2 separate regions of the Homo sapiens genome follow, and region 1 is linked to region 2. Evidence: read pairs that join two places in POLR2A ChIA-PET (ENCODE). Cell type or tissue: Caco-2. All regions are shown on one strand.

Region 1 (8,000 bases), 250 kb before region 2:
TGGAATCATACAGTATTTGTCCCTTTTGGACTGGCTTGTTGTACTTGGAATAAGGTTTCCAAGTTTCATCCACGTTGTAGTATGTATCAGAATTTCATTTTTTAAGGCTGAATAATAATCTATTGTATGTATATATCACATTTTATTTATCTATTCATCCATCTACAGCTGTTTGGCTTGTTTCTACCTTTGGGCTATTGTGAATAATGCTGCTATGAACATTGATGTATAAACTTCTGTTTGAGTCCTTGCCTTCAGTTCTTTTGGTTGGAATTCTAGGAGTAGAATTGCTGGATCATATGGTAATTTCATGCTTATTTTTTGATAAATAGCCATAATATTTTTCACAGAGACCACATCATTTTACATTTCCACAGTAATGCAAAGGTTTCCAGTTTCTCCACATCATCCCCAACAACTTATTTCCTAGGTTGGCCTTTTTTTTTTTTTTTAATAATAGCCATCCTAATGGGTGTGAAGTGTTATCGCATGGTTTTAATTTGCATTCCCTATTGATTAGTAATGTTGAGCATCTTTTCATATGCTTATTGGCCATTTGTATATCTTCTTTGGAAAAATGTCTAAGTCCTTTGCTGATTTTTGAATTGGGTTGTTTCTTTTGCTGTTTAGTTTGTAGGAGTTCTTTATACATTCTAGATATTAATACCTTATCAGACATATGGTTTGCAAATATTTGCTCCCATTCTGTAGGTTGCCTTCCAACTCTGTTGATAATGTCCTTTGATGTACAATAGTTTTAAATTTTGATAAATTTCAACTTATTTAATTTGCTGTTGTTGCTGTTCTTGCCTATGCTTTTGGTTCAGGGTGGTTAGGGATATTTTGGTTACAAGATACAAATGCAACTAGCTTAGGCAAGAAAATGTATATCAGTTTATATAAATAAAAAGCCCAAGGTAGACCTAGATCTGACATGGCTAGATCCAGCAGTTACAAGGATGCCATGAACATCTCTCTCCTGACTTTCCACTGGGTTCCTACATTCTCACTCAAGTTCCTTCCAGAAGCACCAGTCTTCCATGGTCTGCACAGCTAATAATCCAGGAGAAAAAGAGTGAGAGTCTTTCATGCTGGTTCCACAAAATTCCTGGGGCAAACTCTAATTGGTTGCCCCTGAACCAATCACTGGTGAAGGGTCTGGATGGATCCTGGGTCTGGTGACCACCTTGAATGAAGAAAATTGCCACTGAATGGGGCGAGAGTCTCCCAGTAGGAAGAGATGCAGGACAGGCAAACATTCCTCCCCAGAAAGAGTCCAGGAATCTGATGGGCAGCCAGGGTTGGGAAGCTCTGCTTAGAAGGGTGTCCCTTACCTTAGGCTTCCTGTGAGGGGCCTGGGAGAAGTAGAAGGAATCCTTCTATTTGATCACTGAAGATTTCCTAAAGGACGCAGCATTTATGAGGCCCTGTGACTGATGGAAGGGCAAGGCCAGGGCAAGCTGGGCCCCAGGCAGGTTGGGTCAGAACAGTAGAGGGACTGGATTTCCCTGCCACCTGAAATCCTTCCTACCCCAGTCCTGCTCTGTTGTAGGGGCTAAGAATATGCACTCTGGAACCAGGCTGCCTGGGTTCAGACTAGCCCAGGAGTCATTCTTTCTTCCTGTGCTACCTTGAGCTAATCTTTGTGGCTTGGTTTCCCCACCAGAAGTATAAAATGAAAATAATAACCAGTCCCACCTTGCGGGGTCCTTATGAGGATTAAATGGGGCAATGCACATCTGGCACACACTAAGGCTTCAATAATTGTATTATCATCATTATTAGTTTGGGCCTCTTTTCAAGCACATCCAGAGCAGCTCCAGCTCTGTTCACCATCCTTCAACAGGCCTCTCACAGACTCTGCCTTTTGCCTCTACATACACTTGACCATTTCACTGCCACCTCCTCACCAAGCCTTCTCTCCTGTGGAACCATCCCTCCATGCCTGTGTTCTGGTAGGACTCTGGGGCACTGACTCTGGGGCTTTGGGTTATAGATCTTCAGGTAGATGTCCCTTGTCCCCACTGAACACCTGTGGGCAGGACCTGGGCCTCCCCTGTCCCTGAGTTTACAATGGGAGTTGGCCAGCCACAGATGTGGGGAGAGGGAAGTCCAGTGGTGGAAACAGCACTGACGAGGGGCAAAAGAAGAGCAGGAACTGAAAGTAAATCAGAGTCCAGCAGGTCGCGTGCAAGGGGCAGGAATGGGAGCTGAGAGTGGAGAGGTCAGCAGGGACTGGGTTTGCCTTTATCCTCAGGCACTGGGAAGATATAGAGAGGGCGTAGAAAGAGAAACAATGAAGTCAGACTTTTGCTGAGCCAGGGTCCATCTGGCCACAGAAAGGGGCTGGAATGGCCCTGGAGATGGAAAACCAGAAAGCATGAGAAGGATGTGGTCTAGGTTGGGGGAGGGGCCGTGGGGTGAGAGAAGAGGAGTTTGAAATGTGAAAATGGAGCACAAACAGGGCTTGGTGATTGACATGAAGTGGGACCTCAGTTTTTCCACCAGAGAAATGACAAGTCCTGCCCATCTGGCCTCTCCAGGTGGGATTAGAGGACAGCGGGCTCTTGGCACTGACCACTCTAAATGGCCAGTAACTATGTCTGCTATATCAGCTCATCCGCGCCCTCAGCCCATCCTCATGCCCTGGTACAGTCCAGGTCAAGCACAGACCAGACACTCAGGGTGCTAGGTCAAGTCTGTAAGCTCCAAGAACCAGAGTTGGGCTTCACCACCCAAGCCCACCCTGGGAAAGCCAGTGGGGCACAGACTAGCTGAGCTGTGCTGAGGACATCTGGCTCCCTTGGGCAGGGTGGGGCCCAGGGTCCTCCATCCAAGAAGGGACCAGCCCACATTCACAGTGATCTGGAGCAGATGGCACACAGTTCCTTCCTGTTCTATTCTGCTCAGCCATGGCTTACAGACACAGGCTAGGATGGAAGGGAAGTGACCCCTGGGAACTGTGCTGGGCACAAGGGCCAAGCAGGAGCCAGACAGTGGTGCCATTAGAACTCCACCCCTCACCAGCTGAGTGTCCTCGGGAACTGTGAATCCAGCTGCCCAGGGGCAAGGCCAGGCCTGGGAACCAGGTACTCTGTCTCCCACAGCTGACATCCCATGTCCAGATGACTGTGCTATCCCAGGAGCCGAATGTCTCTCCTCTCTTGGCCTCAGTTACCCTCACTGCAAAATGGGTGCAAAGGTGAGGAGAGAACTCTGGAAGCTCTAAGGGCTCCCCTCCCCAGTCTGTCTGATGGAGGAGGGCCTGCATGGGTCTGGCAGTTGGAGCAAGTCATCCTTCTACTCCTCCAAGTCCCCTGCAACCAAAGCCATGCCTTTGCTGCCCCTGGCTGGAGCATCAGGCTTGATGACTGGACACAGAGATGGGAGGCTCCCCACCAGCTCCCTGCAGGGCTACAGCATCCTCTTGCCTGCTCTGGACCTCAGCTTTCCACCTGTGACCTGCGAGCTGGTGTGGAACATCTGTCTTTCCACTACTCTGGCTGTCAGGGCTTGTTAGGGGGCAGGGGAGACTGCTGTGAGCCTGCCATTTGAGACTGCTGTGAGCCTACCACTGGCTGGTCCCTGGAGCCTCCCCATCCCACGGCCACAACCCCATTTGAGGCTCTATTTTCTCTGAATCTAACCACAACCAATTCATCCTCCAACTAGCAGCCCAAGGGACCTTCTAAGTCTCAAATTTGATCATGCCTCTGCCCTGCTTTAGAAAGGGATCTCCCAATGAGGACTTTCTTCAGCTGGCACCCTCAATGCAGAGGCCACGTGTGTAGCCTGGCATTTTGAGGCCTGTTGGGCCTGGCCCTAATGACCCCACAGCCTTACCTCCTGCAAGGCCCCTCAGCACCTGCAAACACAAACACTTGCAGGTACTCTGAGGTCCCACATCTCCAGCAGGTCTCTCTGCCTGGAGCACCTGCCTTTTTCTTTCCACACTCCACCAAAGAATCACCTCCTCCAGGGAGCCTTGCTTGATACCACAGACAGGGTTAGAGGCCTCCTTTGTCTTCCCAGAGACCCATGTTTCTACATCTTCATCTGTCTTTTCCACTAATGGGAGCTCCTCAAAGGACAGAGCCCAGAGAGGTGCCTGCATATTGTAAGACTCCTTGTAAATGCACGGCAAATGAATGAATGAATGGAGGAGGGAGGGAGGGAGGAAGGGAGCAAAGGTTGCAAGGGAAGTCATTTCTCATGAGTTTGGCTGGTCTATGATAAAATTATGGGTGATAATAGAAGCCCCACTGAGCAAATACTTCCTGTGCACCAGGTATTGGGCTAGGTGATCTAGATCCATTATTTCATTTGAGCCCCCAGTGATGCTGTGACTGTTGACAATACTTAAAATTAAGGACTCAGAGGCTCAGAGAGGTAAAGTCACAGCTCATAAGCTGCAGAGTCAGGACGGGAACCCCCAGGTCTGTTGGGTGCCAAGCTTTGCAGAGGGAACAGTGATGGGTGACAGAGGGGTACAAATGCTGGGATTGGGCATTTGGATCTAATTCCATGGGCTGGGATTTGAAGAACTCTGGGTTTTCTGGGGAGCTCTGAGGAGAGACCTGTTCCAGGAGTGAATCCTCACATTTTGTATCCCCAGGGGCAGTAATCTGGGGAGCCCTGTACCCCAACCCTCACCTACTCCATAAGCAACGACCCCTCCTATTCTGTGACAGAAACCATTGATGTTTTCTCAAACCAGTGTCACAAGCTATGCAAAGGTATCATCCCAACCAGTCACCTCCCTAATCCCCTGCTACACAGATGTCCTGGAGGTGCCCCTGCCGGCCCTGATCCCCACCCACCTTCCAGGCAGAGTCCAGGCCCTTTCCTGGAAGCCAGAGAGGTGGCTCTCCTCCCCTAGCCCTGCACCAGCCCTGGGTGGTGCTCAGGGACGTCAAGCCCAGTCATGCTCAGTGGCCTGTTTTCTCCCCGAGGCCTGTGTTTTCAAGATCACTTTGGAGATTTCCTTGTGGATGGAGCTCAGACAGTTGCTGGCTCCTTGGTTCCATCTTGCCAGCCTCACCCAGAAGACAGAGTGCCCACTGCTCTTCCCGGAGCTGGGCTCAAAGGCTCCTTGCTCTGCCCTGGGCCTGACTGTAAGTGTGTGAGAAATGGGTGCAGGGAGGCAGGGCTTGTGGGTGACTCTTCCAGAAGCTTGATTGCGCAGGGAGGAAGAGGAACAGACGGAGAGGCACGAGGGGTCAAGGAAGACATTTTGCTCAGATGAGAGAGGGACTGGGGAGTGGGAAGTGTTTGGGCTGAGGGGAAGGAACCAGCAGATGCAGCACAGGGAAGGTGCTGAAGAGAGGGCAGGAGGTGGTACCTGGAGTCCCGCGGGGCTGTGGATGGGTGAGGAGAGAAGGTGCAGACACACGGGTTTATTTGGACAGTGGGAAGCTGAAGGCAGCCCCTCTGAAAGGCTGTCTGCTTTGAAGGAGGAGTTGAGGGCTGGTAGAGTTGAGGGTATGGGGCTGACAAGAAAGATGGGGCCAAGGCTTAGAAGACAGAGGAGGGAGGATGCCCTAGGACAGACAAAAGGTTGGGGACCCAGCCAAGTGGGGCAGTGACAGGGTCTGCAGGGCCTCAGGCACTCAACCAAGTCATGTCCTCCAGCTCTACTCAGCCCCACAGTGCAGGATGGAGCAGTCTGGTGTCACCATGAATGAGGGACACGAATTGACTTGTTGTGTTCATGGGAATCCTGGGTCCTGGTGGGGAGGCCTAGGCTGGCAAGGGGAGGGAGAGAAGCCAGGAAGATCCTTGGCCGGGCCCTGGTGCAGAGGGAGTGATCCTGTGCAGGGAGGTGAGAGTACCAGAGAAAACCTCAGGCAGGGCAGGAGGGAGATGCAGGCTGCCTAGCCCTGCCAGGCGAAGTTCTATTCACCCGTCTCAGCTGGGACTGTTCACAGCCCAAATCTCACACACACGGCCAGGCAGAAGCAGCCCCAGGGCTGGCTTAAAGGCCTTTGGTGCTCACGTTTAATCTCTATCTGCTCCCAATCCCCAATAAACACATACTCTTAAGTACAAACTACAGCTTGCTACATGAATAGCCTCAAGCCAAGACCCCCGTGCACCCAGTCCTCTCTGTGTAGACATAATTGAACCACGTCTGGAATTTATTTGTTCATTCACTCAACAAATATTTATTGAGAACCTACTATATGCCAGACACCGTCCTAAGTACATGCAGCAGTGAAAAAAAAACACGAAAACCCCTGCCCTGGTGGAGTTTATGTTCAGTCATGAGAGAGAGACAATAACCAATAAATAAGTAGAACAGTGTATTAAAAGATTTTAAATGCTAAGGAGAAAAATATAGCAGAGAAGGGGCGTAGGAATCACACATGCACATGCGTTGCGTAGGGGTTTATAATTTTAGCTTAGAGTGGTAGGAGAAGGTCCCATGGAGAAGGTATCATTCGAGTGACCACCTGAGGGGGTCTGTCCTACGTCCCTTTTTTGAGACAGGGTCTCGCTCTGTAGCCAAGGCTGGAATGCAGTGGTGTGATCATAGCTCACTGCAGCCTTGGCCTCCCAGGCTCAAGCGATTTTCCCACCTCAGCCTCCCAAGTAGCTGGGGTTACAGGCACACGCCAACACATCCAGTTAATTTTTAAACATTTTTTGGTAGAGACAGGCTTTCTCTATGTTGCCCAGCCTGGTCTCGAACTTCTGGGCTCAAGTGATCCTCCCGCCTTGGCCTCCCAAAGTGCTGAGATTCCAGGCGTGAGCCACCACACCCGGCCTGTCCTGTGTTCTTCATGCACACTCCACAGCAGGAGCCACTGTTGCCTGCTGACCTCCTACATTGCACTCTGAATGAGGTAGTTGCCCCTTACTTTGATCTCTTCCTCCCAGGCCACCCCTTGGACACCCACAAAGTCCTCTTCCTCCCACACTGGACTGGCCACAAACAGGCCAGTTTGAGGGTGAAGATTTGGGGTTTGGCGACAGGCAGTCCTGCTGATTGGAAGATCACTGACGGATTGGTGGCCCTGGCAAGTAACTAAGCTGTTGGGGGCCTTAGTTTCCTCCTCCCAAAAGAAGAGACTATGCCCCCCTTACAGGCCCCAGGCAGGCAATGAAACAGGACAGAGGGTAGCAAAGGGTTTTGTCTTCAGGTTTGAAAACAGCCACAGACCACGGCCTCATCCTTGAGGATCCACCACTAGGTCTCCTGGGACCTGGACATGTGCCTGAAATTGCCTGGTGAGAATGAAGACCAATAGATGGATGGTCTTGGGACAACCTCTGCAGGGTGTCCTGGGGCAGCCAAGCTATATGGCCCCAGAGGCAAGCTGGACTGGTGTGGGAGAGCAGTCACTAGGGACAGATCTTGGGGCTTGGTGTGACAAAGCATATCTCCCAGTGAGCTTTCTCAAGGTGGAATGCAGTGGCCTAGGAGAGGAGTGAGCTCCCTGCAATGGGAAGTATGCAGGCAGGGGCCAAACAAGCCCAGTCAGGGAGGCTTCAGAGAGCCCCCTTCTCTGAGGGGATGATGGGGAGACCTCTGGGTCAGGTGACCTTAAGGCCTCCCTAGCCCTGAGGGTCCAGAACTCAGAGGCCTGTCATTGACCCCTGGGTCCAGCTGGACGTCTTATCACTGCCAGGTGGGCTCAGGCCCCAGGAAGAGCTAGGGATGATCAGAACAGGAATCAAGGCAGGGGCTGCCTTTCACGGGAGGGGAGGAGTTCCCTGAGGCTCCCCTTCCACACCCAAACCTTACCTGTACGAGTTGTGGACAAAACTGCCTACCTTCGGGCCTCAGGGTCTGCCTGGGAAATGGGCAGGATCATAACCCACAATAACCACTTGGCGGGGTTAGTGGTCTGCCTTTCCTGAGGTGGGGACTGGGGGACCCAAGCAGTCTCAGAGGTGCTACTCCTGAACCCATTACCTTCATTCTCCTTGACAAATCTTCTCTGTCATCAGTCAAGACAAAGATTTAAAAAAAAAAAAAAAATGGAACCAGGCAGCAC
Region 2 (8,000 bases):
ATTATTATCATTATTCTCATTTTAATGAGAAAACTGAGGCTCAGAAGGGATAAATAACTATTAAGTTATTAAGTAGCAGAAGGGGGTTTTGCCCAGGTGGGTTCTAGAAAAGCTCATACTAATACCACTACACCACCTTTCCTGTTCTATGCTAAATGACAAAACGAAAAAAAAAAGACTTCAACTTATATAGAGTATGCAGTTAAAAATAAGTGACACATACAGGCTCTTTCAGCTCCTACCAAAGAATAAATGTCATCACTTCTGAAAAGCAGTTAGGCAGCAGTGTTCACAGCCAGGAAAACCAAAGAGGAAGGTGACTATCCTAAGATTCCCTCAATAATGATAGTACCAAAAGAAACTAAGGAAAGATGACATTGATCCAAGGACTTCTCACTCTCATCATGAGAGCACACCTTCATGTCAGCCAGTCTCTGTAGCCATGCAGTGGATAATCACAAAATAAACAGCTAAATAATTTGATTAGCAAATCCTGACATTACTGGCCTCATCCAATACTTTTGATGAAAACTGTCTCCTAGAACAGAATCTCTCCCAGGCCATGTGCAATACTCTTGTCAGAGGCGTTCGAACCAGAGCGACTCCATTTTGAATGAGGGCTAGGAAAATGAGGCTGAGACTTGCTAGGCTGCATTCTCAGAAAGTCAGGCATTCCTAGCCTCCAGATGTTTACGGTTAAGGGAACAAATTAATAATGTTTACTAAACAGACCCACACTTGGGAGTGTACAGATATCCCAATATCCGGAAAACAAAGTAGCATTCCTAATTTTGCTTTAAAGATAATAGTATCAATTCGTGAAAAATATAGTAATTAAGAAAATTAATCCTTTATCACAAACCCTTGTAGCAGAACACATCTCCTCATATATATAAATATTGTACCTAGAGTGGATGTGTTCCTCCTCTTACTTTCAGGAATGTCCTATTCTGTCTATGCAGTAGCTGTCCTTTCACCACTTTACTTCCTTAATAAACTTGCTTTCACTTTGCACTTAGGACTCGCCCTGAATTCTTTCTTGCGTGAGATCCAAGAACCGTCTCTTGGGGTCTGGAACCTGGACCTCTGTCCTGTAACACTCTGACCCTGCAAGTAATGAGACCAGGGTCCCCACTTGTGCCTGGATGATGACCTGGGAAAGGCATAACTGACTCCCAATCCTAAATACTTTACTGAGAGTCTTTGTGTCTGTTGGCCCAGGAGCAACAACATCAGCCTCATAAATTTTGCTTCCTAATAATAATTAAGTGGTCTACCTAACTTCAGCCCCCAAAAAAGGAAAGAAACCTGCCAGAGCAAGAAAAGAGACGCTTAATATTGCAGGGAATACATCTGCATTCTTTTGTGAGCTGCTAGTGTGGGATTTAAAAAAAAAAGTACCCTGCTGCTAGGTAGCAACTGTTTCACAAATCAGGTGTCTGAAGCTCAAGCTCTAACTGGCTTATTTAAAAGGTCGATTATTACCAAACATTATCACTGCAGCTTGCAAGTGCTGCTATTGTGCATTGTTGTTGCTTGCCCAGCCCCCCAAACAGCTAGGAAGAGAAATCACTTCCACAGATTTCTACTGCTATCAGCTAGCAAAAACTCTATGCTTGCCTTCATAAGCTGGGAGAAAGGAAGGTGTTGCCTGTTCAAATTTTAGAACAGCCAAACCTGGGCTCATGTCCTAGCTTTGCCTCTTACTTTCTGTATAACTTTGCATAAGTCTCTCAACCTTTCTGAGCCTCAGTTTCACCATCTGTAAAATGGATTTTAAAAATGGGCTCCAGAAATGAAATAAACTATTGTAAATGACAGATAATGTTTGTCTCTTTGCCCTTCTGAGGAGTACACTATGTGCAAAGCACCTACCCTAGATTTCAGATGGTCACCCTTTAGGAAAGAGGATATGTTTAATCTCAGAGTATATTAATATCAACAATAGAATGTTCTCCTTACCTTCTCTCTAGCATCTAACACAAGCTATGCACATGACAGGCACAAGAAAAATGACATTCAATAAAGCTTTAACTTACGTTAAGAACAGAGCTTCTAGGGAGGATGCCTATTCCAGTGGTCCCAATCCATTCCAAGAAGAATCAGAATTAAGCCAACCTAGAGAAACACCTAACTTTCCCTATCTTCAAGAGACATTCCTTCATTCAAACAACTTTTTCTTCTTTTTTTTTTTTTTTTGGAGACGCAGTCTTGCTCTGTTGACCAGGCTGAGAGCAATCGCAGCTCACTGAAACCTCCACCTCCTGGGTTCAAGCAATTCTTCTGCCTCAGTCTCCAGAGTAGCTGGGATTACAGGCGCCCGGCACCACACCCAGCTAATTTTTGTATTTTTAGTAGAGACAGGGTTTCACCATGTTTGTCAGGCTGGTATCGAATTCCTGACCTCAGGTGATACATCCACCTCAGCCTCCCAAAGTGCCAGGATTACAGGCATGAGCCACCACACCTGGCCCAAACAGTAATTAATGATCAACTTTTTAGTGCCAAAGTCACTTCTGGGACAATGCAGATATGGAGACAAATCAGACTGTTCCAGACACTACCAAGTTCATGGTGCAATAAGGAAGACATATCAAAAACAGACAATTATAATACAGAAGTTAAATTATTGCCTTACAGTTCCAAACCAATTCTTCATTGCCTTGCTCTGTGATACGAGACTAACCTAGGCTGACTACATTTCTCCTTTCCCAGTGGAGCGAGTGGCTATTAGGTTCTGCCGATAGAGGGTGCTGGAAGGAGAATACAAAGCCAGTTGCAATGCTCAGTTTTTCACAAAGTAGCAAGTAGATCAGTGTGCAGGGGAATCTTGGTACATTTCAAAGCAGCGACTCTCCAGGTTCTGAGGTGAGTGCCCTCCAGCCAGTTTCTTCTTCACCACAGCAACAAGCAGCATACTGCCACAGCAGCCATACTCTCCTCTGAGGTCTGAATCTCAGCCTTGTGGAGCTCTAAGTTCCTTCCTTTTTCACTTTTCCCTCAGCCTTAGGTACAGCAATCTTTTTCTGCAGTTACTATCTCTATTATACCTTAGAATTCTCTTTTATCTCTTTTAAGTAGTTAAAAACCTTTTACCTAAACAATTCTTAATATTAAATTTTATCTATTTAAATTATTGATGGCATTTCTGTCTCCTCAACTGGATCCTGACTAAGTAGGATAAATGTTATGATCCTGGTCATAGAGTGCAGCCCCCATATTTTACAGATAAACTGGAGCTCCAAAGATTGGAGTGACCTGCCCAAAGTCACACAGTGGTAAACCTGGGATTTGTAGTCCTGTTCCCAACTCTCAATAAACAATAAACATGTAGCAAACACCTATTCTGCATCTGGGCTCTATGTTGGCTGTTGAAAAAAACGAGATGAACTAACAAATCCCTCCCATCAGGGGAACCTACTATCTAGTAGAGGAGACAGACACTGAAACCAGAAGGAGTTCTAATGGAGGATGACAAGCACTAAGACAAACAGAATAGGAATTACTAACTCTGGGAGAGTGGGAGAAGGCTTCCTAGAGAGTCTCATTTCACTACACTTTACTCCCCAATCTGAAAGATACCTGAGTTGAACAGAGGGTTAAACAACTTCAAAATAAACCTGTAGCCAAGGCTTAAGAAATGCAAGTAACCAAACAAGAAGCCTCAACTCTGGGCATAACCAGAAATATCACTAATGGCAAATCCTAAAGTAGAAAGCAATACAGAAACAAATTATGGATGAACACTCATCAGTATTAACTTAGGAGATGAACTGCACTGGCTCACAAAGAGCAATAGATATCAGATGAACGACAACATCCTGGAAGGCTTTTGAGAGGAGAATATAATTATGCTAACTAAGCTCTGAAGAAAGCCTGGCAAGACTGCAGAGGAGATGCAGCCTGTTTCAGAGAGCACTTGCACATGAGTAAGAATATACCTATAATGAGCAGACACTGGTACAGAGTAACAGGAAGAGATCTTGAGAGCCCCAGACCAGAGAGGAGACCTAGGTTACCTTACTCTCCAATTCTAACTGAATCAAGCTTCTCACTGCTTCTCTTAAAACAACAAGCTCTTTCATATTTCTGTGATTTTGCATATACTGTTTTCTCTGCCCACAATGCCTTTCATTCCCCTTCTGTCTAAAGAGCTGACCCATCCTGCAAAGCACAGACCAAGTATCACTTTTTTTTTTTTTTTTTTTTGAGACAGGGTCTCCCTCTGTCACCCAGGCTGGAGTGCAGTGGTGTGATCACAGCTCACTGCAGCCTCAACCTCCCAGGTTTAAGTGATCCTCCCACCTCACCCTCCCAGGTAGCTGGAACCACAGGCGCACACCATCATGCCTGGCTAATTTTTTTTTTTTTTTTTTTTTGGTAGAGAAAGATTTTCACCATGTTGCCCAGGCTGGTCTCAAGCTCCTGGACTCAAGCAGTCTACCCTCCTTGGCCTCCCAAAGTGTTTAGATCACAGGCATGAGCCACCATGCCTGGCCCCAAGTATTACTTTCACTGTAAACTTTTCTCCAGTCATTCCCTGCACCCTTGATCTGGGCAAAATTAATGATTATCTGTTTAGTGCTCTTTATACATCTCTCATTATAACTTATTATGCTGTAATGTAATTATTTGTGTGTCTCTTTCCAAACAAACCATGAGATTCTTATCAGGACATATACCTACCCCACCCCTGCCCAGTGCCTGTTATTATTCCTAGTACACCGCAGGAGTAATGTATATAAAATTGCTCTACTGAATTGCCTGGATAAACTCAGCCTTTAAGCCTAAGAATGAATGGATCCTGGAGCCCTAAGATTTCCCAATTCATGACAAATCCTTCCTGGGGTCTAGAACATTAGGCTGTACTAGAAATTCAGTAAATATTTGTACTTGAGAGCTTAAGTATTTCTTTGTGCCAAACCAGCAATGCAACTGTATATCTTTAGAGCTTCCACTAAAGGAATCAGTTTTTTGCAAGTCCAAACACAACAGTTCTTTATCCTCCTCCTCTACATAAATTGGAAAATAGACTGAGAATTCCAATCAGCTGAAACCTTCCCAGAGAAGAGGACTTGGTTGTTTACTACAGTTCAAACCATTGCTATCTAAATTTCAATGTTGGTGGCATATTTTTTCTTTTGGCAGCTCATTCTGACTTAGGGCGGATGCATCATGCACCGCAATCAGAGAGCAGGAGTTGGAGTCAAAAGAAGAGAATGAGTCCCAGACACTGTCATGCCTTATTTTTTCAGGTGAACTTGGACAAGTCATTTAATCTCTCTGAACTTCAATTTTCAGCTGGGAAAGAGGAAAAATGCTACCTGTCCCACCAGGCTACTACAGGATCAAATGAGAAGTATTCCTTACTGCATTGCTCTCTGACCTTAAGAATTTGACCTTCTCTGTAGAAGTCCATATACAAAGGCTAGAACAGAGAAACGACAGAGCAGTAAGGTTCGAATCAGACAACCTGAGATTAGTCCCAGCTTACCACTCAATTATGTGATAGAGCAAGGCATTTAATTCTCTGAACTTCAGATTGTCCAATCTATAAAATGGGGATAATCCCACCTGCCCTACTTACCTTATAGAATCATTATGAAGCTTTAAAAAATGAGATAATATAGATGAAAGCAATTTATTTGAGAAATCATGAAGTTTCATTATAATATGTCACTTACGTGGAATTCAGCAACCCAATTACCTTGTCTTTCTGGAACACACAGAGAACTAGGAAGCAAGCAAAAAAGGTCTCTCTAAAGCCAAAATAACTGTCTTTAATTCTTCACACTTTACTACTAGTAGAGTCCCTAGGGCCTTACTCTTCCTTTGAAAACACATCTAATAAACCGTAATTTGGGAGCACCACACAGAGTAGGAGAAAAGTGACCAAGTAAGAAAGGAGAACCATATTCTCTGTTGTGTTTCACCAACAGCAAGGAGAAAAGGCCAAAAAAAAAATTCAAAACAACCACAAAAATCTAAAAAGCATAGTATTCACACCAAAAAGTGGCTTTTAGCTTTTTTGTTTTAAAGTACAGTATTAGGGTATTTAGTATAAAATGTATTACTGTAACATAAAAAAGCAGACTAGCTGATGTTCAAAATAATTAACTTGAACCTCAAGAAAGATTCAATAATGTTCTGACTATTCTGAAGAGGGTAATATATAATGTTTTTAGGGAGAAAATTCACTCAAAACAGTAAACTTTTGGGGGGAGTGCTTAAATGAATAAAGCATCAACTGTCAAGGTAAGTTAGTCATCTGGTGGGTGCCTCTACCTAATTTGCTAATGGACATAAAAATTTATTGGTGGAATTATGAATAAGTGCCCTAAGGTCACACAGCTTGTTAAGCAATAGATTCAAAACCCAAGCCTCTCAGAATCAAAAGCCCATACTCTTCCCAGTGCAAATAGCTACCTTCAAACATGGTAATACATGATTTCTTCACCTGTCAAACAGGGAATGAAATGCTGATACAGACATCTTCATAGAGTTGATAAACTGAATAAATGTCCTCTCCTTAGACCCTACTTTTGGATTTTAAATGAAGTGTAAAACCATAAAAACAAAGAGAAATGGAGACGAGCAATAGCCATAAAATACTGAAAGCTAGAAAGCAGATGGATGAGCAGAAACTGACTTATTAGATCCAAGGAAAATGAATACTAAGTCAGCAGTGGGAAAAAACAAAAACTAACTCAATTTTACCTGTAGAAGCCACACAAGGCTCAGAAACTGGCAGTATCATGTATTTCTTTCTTTCATTTTTTATTTTTATTTATTTATTTTTTTTTTTTTGAGACGGAGTCTCACTCTGTCACCCAGGCTGGAGCGCAATGGTGCGATCGCAGTTCACTGCAACCTCCACCTCCTGGGTTCAAGCAATTCTCCTCCCTCAGCCTCCCGAGTAACTGGGATTACAGGAGCCCACCACCACGCCTGGAAAATTTTTGTATTTTTAGTAGAGACGGGGTTTCGTCATGTTGGCCAGGCTGGTCTCGAACTCCTGACCTCAGGTGATCTGGCCCCCTCAGCCTCCCAAAGTGCTGGGATTACAGGGTGTAAGCCACCACACCCGGCAGTACCATATATTTCTAGAAAGAAAGCATGCTAAAATCAGGGGAATTGATTACATGAAAATCTGTCTGAGAACCAGTTAAAGACCAAGATTGCCTCCCCTAGTATAGAAGACTAAAGGTTTTCTTTTCCCTCTGGAGAGAGTAAAACAGAGAGGGTCTCCAGACAAAGAAATAACAGGCACAGTTGAGGGCAGGGTTACTATACAGCAAAGAAGACTGTAAGTGAAATGAATATTGAGGATCCCCCTACAGCCTTGTTCTCCCACTTAGCTTCCAGACCACAGGCAGCCAGGCCTCCAACTTGTAGGAAGGAGACTAGAGGATTCTTCCGGAGAATCTGACCAGCCCTAGTGGAAAAACCTAAAGATACTGACATGTAGTTGCCCCACACATAGCCCAGGCAAATCATCACACAGAGAAGTCCACACTCAGTAAGCCCAACTCATGTATTTAAAACCTTTTTTTTTTCTTTTTTTTACAGACAGGGTCTCACTGTCACCCTGTCTTCACACTTTACTACTAGTAGAGTCCCCTTCTTTGAAAACACATCTAATAAACTCAGTAATTTGGGAGAATCACACAAGGCTGGAGTTTAGTGGCACAATCACAGCTCACTGCAGCCTTAAACTCCTGGGCTCAAGGGATCCTCCCACCTAGCCTCCCATGTAGCTAGGACTACAGGTGCTCACGACCACATCCAGCTATTTTCTTTCTTTCTTTTTTTTTTTTTTTTTTGAGACAGAGTCTTGTTCTGTCGCCCAGGCTGGAGTGCAGTGGTGTAATCTGCAGCTCACTGCAATCTCCACCTCCCGGGTTCATGCCATTCTCCTGCCTCAGCCTCCCGAGTAGCTGGGACTACAGGTGCCCGCCACCACACCCGGCTAATTTTTTGTATTTTTAGTAGAGACGGGG

What was found. ChIA-PET counts read pairs that join two places held together with the same protein. Peaks named below come from ENCODE experiments on the same cell type or tissue, not always from the same donor. Only the 100,000 strongest peaks of a DNase experiment are listed, where the experiment ranks them.
Region 1: POLR2A ChIA-PET joins it to region 2 with 11 read pairs; 2 of 35 experiments call an interaction of 5 or more read pairs at or near these places.

What each region holds. Positions count from the first base shown.
Region 1 is chr11:73,278,607-73,286,606 of GRCh38, forward strand. The region is part of intron 1 of P2RY6 (pyrimidinergic receptor P2Y6); the gene reads left to right. Among named protein-coding and RNA genes, the nearest start is that of P2RY6, 10 kb to the left of the region's middle. In Caco-2, no CTCF peak of the experiment used is centred here; DNase peaks (open chromatin) are centred at 2,095, 3,375, 5,935 and 7,605.
Region 2 is chr11:73,527,614-73,535,613 of GRCh38, forward strand. The region is part of intron 1 of FAM168A (family with sequence similarity 168 member A); the gene reads right to left. Among named protein-coding and RNA genes, the nearest start is that of FAM168A, 66 kb to the right of the region's middle. In Caco-2, no CTCF peak of the experiment used is centred here; no DNase peak of the experiment used is centred here.